Regions from separate parts of the Homo sapiens genome. Here region 1 is linked to region 2. A link is a loop called in an ENCODE intact Hi-C map of the cell type or tissue named here. Cell type or tissue: heart left ventricle. All regions are shown on one strand. Links, peaks and the distances in the headings refer to the core of each region. The heading gives the core; the rest is flanking DNA.

What was found. Hi-C counts contacts between places; a loop is a spot of excess contacts. Peaks named below come from ENCODE experiments on the same cell type or tissue, not always from the same donor. Only the 100,000 strongest peaks of a DNase experiment are listed, where the experiment ranks them.
Region 1: it touches region 2 in a loop (10-fold over the local background); 4 of 110 quality-filtered maps call a loop at or near these places.

Annotation. Positions count from the first base shown.
Region 1 is chr10:14,107,707-14,110,624 of GRCh38, reverse strand. All of the region lies in intron 2 of FRMD4A (FERM domain containing 4A), which reads left to right. Among named protein-coding and RNA genes, the nearest start is that of FRMD4A-AS3, 35 kb to the right of the region's middle. In heart left ventricle, for the core only: no CTCF peak of the experiment used is centred there; no DNase peak of the experiment used is centred there.
Region 2 is chr10:14,041,479-14,044,396 of GRCh38, reverse strand. The region is part of intron 2 of FRMD4A (FERM domain containing 4A); the gene reads left to right. Among named protein-coding and RNA genes, the nearest start is that of FRMD4A-AS3, 31 kb to the left of the region's middle. In heart left ventricle, for the core only: no CTCF peak of the experiment used is centred there; no DNase peak of the experiment used is centred there; H3K27ac peaks cover 329 bases.

The sequences.
Region 1 (2,918 bases), core at 110-2,609, 66 kb before region 2:
GAAAGCTGCTCTAATATATTTCAGGTGACTAGATGGACCATTTTTTGGAGTATCTTCCAGTCTTGCCGTCTCAATAAATGGGTGAATGCCTCCATTGTCCCGAATGTTTATTTCTGCATTCTCATCTTGAATAATTATAAAAGAGAATAGCCTTACAGATCACTTACAATTTATAAAATCTCTCAAGTTTGCTGTTTTCAAAGACAGGGATGTCCGTGTCAGCACCCCCGTTTCCACATTTGATCATGGGCAAGAAGGAATTTTTTTTCTTTTGAGTGAATTCTTTTCATTATTTTCATGAACCAGTTTCTCCTTATTTGATCTTCTAAACTAGACAAAGTTTTGGATGACCTTTTTATAAAATCCTTCTTCTATATTGGACAGCAGTTTGTGTATGCATACTTGTTTTTTTTTTAACCACATCTGTAGTATTTTCTATGGCTCATGGATAAAACACTTAAAAATAAAGAAAAGAGCTTTTTTTTTTTTTTTTTTTTTTACAGCATCTCGCTTTGTTGCCCAGCCTGGAATATAGTGGCGCAATCTCAGCTCACTGCAGCCTTGACCTCCTGAGCTCAAGTGATCCTCCCACCTCAGCCTCCCGAGTTGAAAACCTTTTTTACTTTTTTTTTTTTTTGGTGGGTTTGGGGGAGGGAGACGGAGTCTTGCTGTGTGGCCCAGGCTGGAGTGCAGTGTCGTGATCTTGGCTGACTGCAACCTCTGCCTCCCGGTTCAAGCGATTCTCCTGCCTCAACCACCTGAGTCGCTGGGATTACAGGCGCCCGCCACCACACCCGGCTAATTTTTGTAGTTTTAGTAGAGACAGGGTTTCTCCATGTTGGCCAGGCTAGTCTTAAACTCCTGACCTCAAGTGATCTGCCCACCTCAGCCTCCCAAAGTGCTGAGATTACAAGCGTGAGCCACCGAACCTGGTCAAAGCATTTTTAAGAACTGGAAATAATGTAAACTTCTAGGCATTACATTGAGAAGTTGACACAAATTCTTGATGAATTTTGCTCCAATTTTTCTGGCAGCTTAGACACAAAGGGAAACACACTGGATTATGTATTTTGTTCTGCGGCAGGAGAATATGTTCAAATTTAAGTGCAGGGGATGACAGCAATTGGGACACTCTATTTTTATGTCCTTTAAAAGAAACAACTATATATCTGTTGCCTTTTTCGTGTAACACTCATTTTACATTCTTTTGCTACTCTCTTCTCCTTCTTTGCAGAACTTTCACTTTCTTTGTAACTTTCATCCAACAGTGAAACAAACTGGAAATTATGGTCTACTAAGGAACTGACTATGGAAGAGAACAAATGAATGATTCCTTCTCAGGTTTTTCAGGGTACAATATCTCACCCATTGCTTCTTCTGAGAAGCTTCTTTGGAGGCTTTTTTTTTTTTTTTCTGAGATGCTTTTATTCAACCAGTATCTCCCTAGTCCATATTTGTTTCTCAGTCAAGAAACTATGTAGATGTCTAATCTTCCAGAGGGTGAGGAGCTTGGAATCTCTTGGGCTCTTCAACCCTTGGAGAGCCTTTCATGTAAGTGAAACAAATAGAAAGTAATAAGAGATAGGATATGAACAATAAGGTGGTAAATTGAATGTTATCAAGAAAGTACAAAAATGGGTGACCTTATCAATAAGTCAGAAAAGTGTGAAAAATTACATGACCTACAAAGATCTGGGAAGGTCTCATGGCAGCCAGAGACTTTGAGATTGTAGGAGTCCATAGGAATTTTGCTCTTGCCTCTTTCTACTTTTCCCCATTGAGTTTGTTTTTGTTTCTATGGAGTAATTTTCTTCTATCAGTCCTTTTTCATTTTATCCCTGCCCTTCAGGAATTCATTCTATTTCATCTCTTTAGCAAATATGAGGGGCATATCATTGATTCTTCAATTCTCTGTCTTATTTTTCCTATGCGAAAACCCAGCCTTTAAGTGTGTTCTTTCTCCAAGGCTATTTTAAGCAAACCATTTCCCCAGTCCTTCTTTTTGCTAAACAGGACTCCCTAATTGGGTTAAGTTCTTGATGAAGAGGTATCTGGTTTGTGTTGGTACAGAATTCTCATTTGAGTAAATAGTGAAGCTGTATACACATGTTCATTAAGGCAACATTCCAATTCAGACCCATTTCCAATCACATACCCCAGATATGCCAAAGAGTTTAAACCTCAGTCCTCATAATACTACTTCTCAAGTGTGCTGTCCTAAAGTAGAAGAGATTTCTAGAACCTTCAGACAGATTTGGTGATCAGTGCCCCCAAGGATCTGCTGAATAGTCTGCTCAAATGCACTTAATCAGTATCACAAAATACAACCCATAAATTAAGGCTAAGTGATGATGCATAGCTTATGAGTTGTTTTAAAATGCACTTATCTGAAAATAGAGCTGAAACTTAAGAAAGATGCTGGTCTCGCTAATAGTAAGAGAAATGCCAATTAAAGCGACATGAAAATGCCATTTCTCTCTACAGAGGGAAAAAAAGCCCACAGGTTGGCAATGAATTTTATTGGAGAGACCGTGAAGAATGAGGCACTTGCAGAGATTGCTGGTGGGAATGTAAGAAGGTACAGCTTCTATGAAAGGGAATTTGACAACATGTATAGCAAAATCACATATGCATTTACTCTTTGGTCCACTTCTGGAAATCTGCCCCTAAGATGGATTGCCAAAAATACAAAAACACTTATTCCTAAGGCTACTCTTTGCAGCATTATTTATCATAGCAAAAGAAAAGCAACCTGGAATAACCCAAAAGTCTATCCATTGGTGTCTGAGTAAATAAGTTGTGGTCCAGCCGCATGAAAGAATATCGCATAACTCTAAAAAGAAATGAGCAACTCTTCTATGTACAACCATAGAGTGATTTTCAGGATATATTATTATATGCAAAAGTGAGGTGAGAAA
Region 2 (2,918 bases), core at 210-2,709:
TCATAGGTTTTACCAGACAGGAATGGGGGTCAGGGAGCCACTATTCTAAATAGTGAAGCAGCCAAATGCAGAAAGAATTAGAGAAGGAAAAGATGGCAATAGAGAGATCAGCAAAGAGCCACACGGCTAAAACAATAGAGCTCAAACAACAGTAACAACACTGTGGGAAGTAAAGGGGCGACAGGAAAGAGAATGTAAAAGGTAGAATCAACTGGGTTGGACAACTGATTTGAAATTGGAGAGCAGAGACGTTAAAGATGACCCAAAGGGCAGGACACAGTGGTTCATACCTGTAATCCCAGCACCTAGGGAGTTTAAGGCAGAAGGATCACTTGAGGACAGGAACTGGAGACCAGCCTGGGCAACACAGTGGGACCCCATCTCTACAAATAAGTTTTAATAAATAGCCAGGCATGGTGGCATGTGCCTGTAGTCCCAGCTATTCAGGAGAATGAAGTAGGAAGAATGCTTGAGTCCCACAGTTCGAAGTTATAGTGAGCTGTGATTGCACCACTTCACTGCAGTCTGGGCGAGAGGGCAAGACCTTGTCTTAAGAAAAAAAAAAGATGACCCAGAGATCTGGGACCGGACACCTAGTTGAATGATGGTACCACTAACCTAGGTAAGGCAGTGGAAAGCTGCAGCTAGTTTGATGAGAAGTCAATTTGATTTTGTGTCTTCTATTGTAATGCTGATGGATGGCGTCGTTGTCTGTGCCTGTCCAGGCAGCTGTGCAGTCGAGGCTGGAGTGATGGACAGAAGTTAGAGCAGGTGCTGGGGAGTGAGAAATCATCCAGCCAAAGGAAACAGAGAAATCCTCATCAGAGTGGACAAGTTTCCAGACAGTGAGAGGACAGGAGAGGGGAGAAGGGAGAATTTTGACAAATACCTCAACTGCACATCAGAGAGGAATAGAGGAGATGAAATGGGAGAATTCAAGAAATCAGTGGGCAGGGAGTGAAATTGGTAAAGGAAGGAAAAAAAATTTGTGGATAAATCATGTGATTTAATCTTGTTATAAAATATAAATACACATTCTCAGACATTTCCTTTGAGTATCACCTTTATATCCACACAACACACATCAAATTTTAGAATTCCTTCAGAACTAACATGGGACATATGGCTAGAATTTCTCATAAAAAAATCCCTCAGAAATATATTTGTATTGAATTCTCAGCAACTTTAATGTTAAATGTGCACACTTTTTGGTGAAGAAAATGTTTTTGTCAACACATAGATAACATGGTAACCTTCTGGAAGTAAAAGGATGCTTTAAAAAATTTTTTCTCTCTCTCCTCTCCCATCTCTACACCTGGAAGATCTGAACATTTTCTAAGTGTCTGATGAAAATATATAGATTTTTGTCATGAGGATTGTACAGGTTGATTTTCTCTTTCTGCACCAGGGAGAATTCAGTACTGAGTTTTGTTTCGAAATGAATTTCTTTTTTTTTTTTTTTTTTTTTTTTTGAGATGGAGTCTTGCTCTATCACCCAGGCTGGAGTGCAGTGGTACGATCTTGGCTTACAGCGTCCCGAGTAGCTAGGATTACAGGTTTGCACTACCACGCCCACCTAATTTTTTTTGTATTTTTAGTAGAGGTGCAGTGTCACCATATTGGCCAGGCTGGTCTCAAACTCCTGACCTCGAATGATCCACCCATCTCGACCTCCCAAAGTGCTGGGATTACAGGCATGAGCCACTGCGCCGGCCTGTTTTCAAATAAATTTCTTATCTAAGTATAACCTGTGCTCAGGAAAGAGCACAAATCACAAGTACACCTTCGTAAATACCCACAAAGTTGTTTGAAATGCCTGTTCTTCGGTGCCGTGAAGAAAAAGCACTTGAACATAAATTTAATTTCCTCAGCAAGGCCATTTTTATACTTTCTGCAGAAAGGGTACATTCGCCAGCAGTTTTGCCACAAGAGTACACTGAACAAAGGAGCCAGCGTTATTTATAACTTGACGCGTCCACTTTACTGCTGTGTCTGGTTTCTATTGGCTGGAGCGGGACCTCACATTCTGTATTTGTCCTGATTGGCCTGTAACTTAGAACTTTTTAAAAGAGGCAAAGGCAGAGGAGAACAAAGGAAGGAGGAAGTAACTTGTGGAATACTGAGAAAGGTAAAAACAACTTCAAATAAGGAAGAGGAACAGGCTATGACCTAATGCTTGCTTGGACCAGTATAAGCGTGCCAGGGCAAATATTTAGGCTACATGGTGGGAGCTAAGAACATAAAGTACATCGATTTCTTTATTACGGCTAGCAGACATTTAAAAATGTTAGCACAGGTCTTTGAATACATTTTGCTTCTGAGAGAAGTTTCTGTTTATTCCTAATTAGACGGGGAGGAAAATTTTTGAAGAGAAACCTCTACTTTACTTTTCACAAAGTGAACCTACTGGAATAAGGATCTTGCAGTAGAGCATCACCAGCACCCTGCAAGCTCCCTGTGCTCGTTTCAGTCACTGTCTCCCTCCCTCCACAAACATAGCCCCTGTTCTGACTTCTACCAGCATAGTTGAGTTTTCTCTGTTTTTGAACCTTATATAAACATAAAGACACAATTCATATTTGTTTGTGTCTAGCTTCTTTTACTCAAAAATACTTATAAGATTGATCCATGCTGTTGAACTCAACAGTGGTCCATTCCTTTTCATTGCTATATTTTATCCCATTATACGATTCTACCTTATGCGTAGACTACACATTTATTTGTTCTACCTCTGATGAACATTTGGATCATTTTCATTTTGGAGCTGTTATGAATAGTCCTGCTATGAAAATCCCTGGTCACGCCTTTTGGGGCTCATATGGACTCATCTGTTTTGGGTATACGCCTAGACGCAGAACTTATTTGTAAACGTTTCCTGATTTTAACTCTTGTTTGACAAAATAGCTCAAGTATGGAGA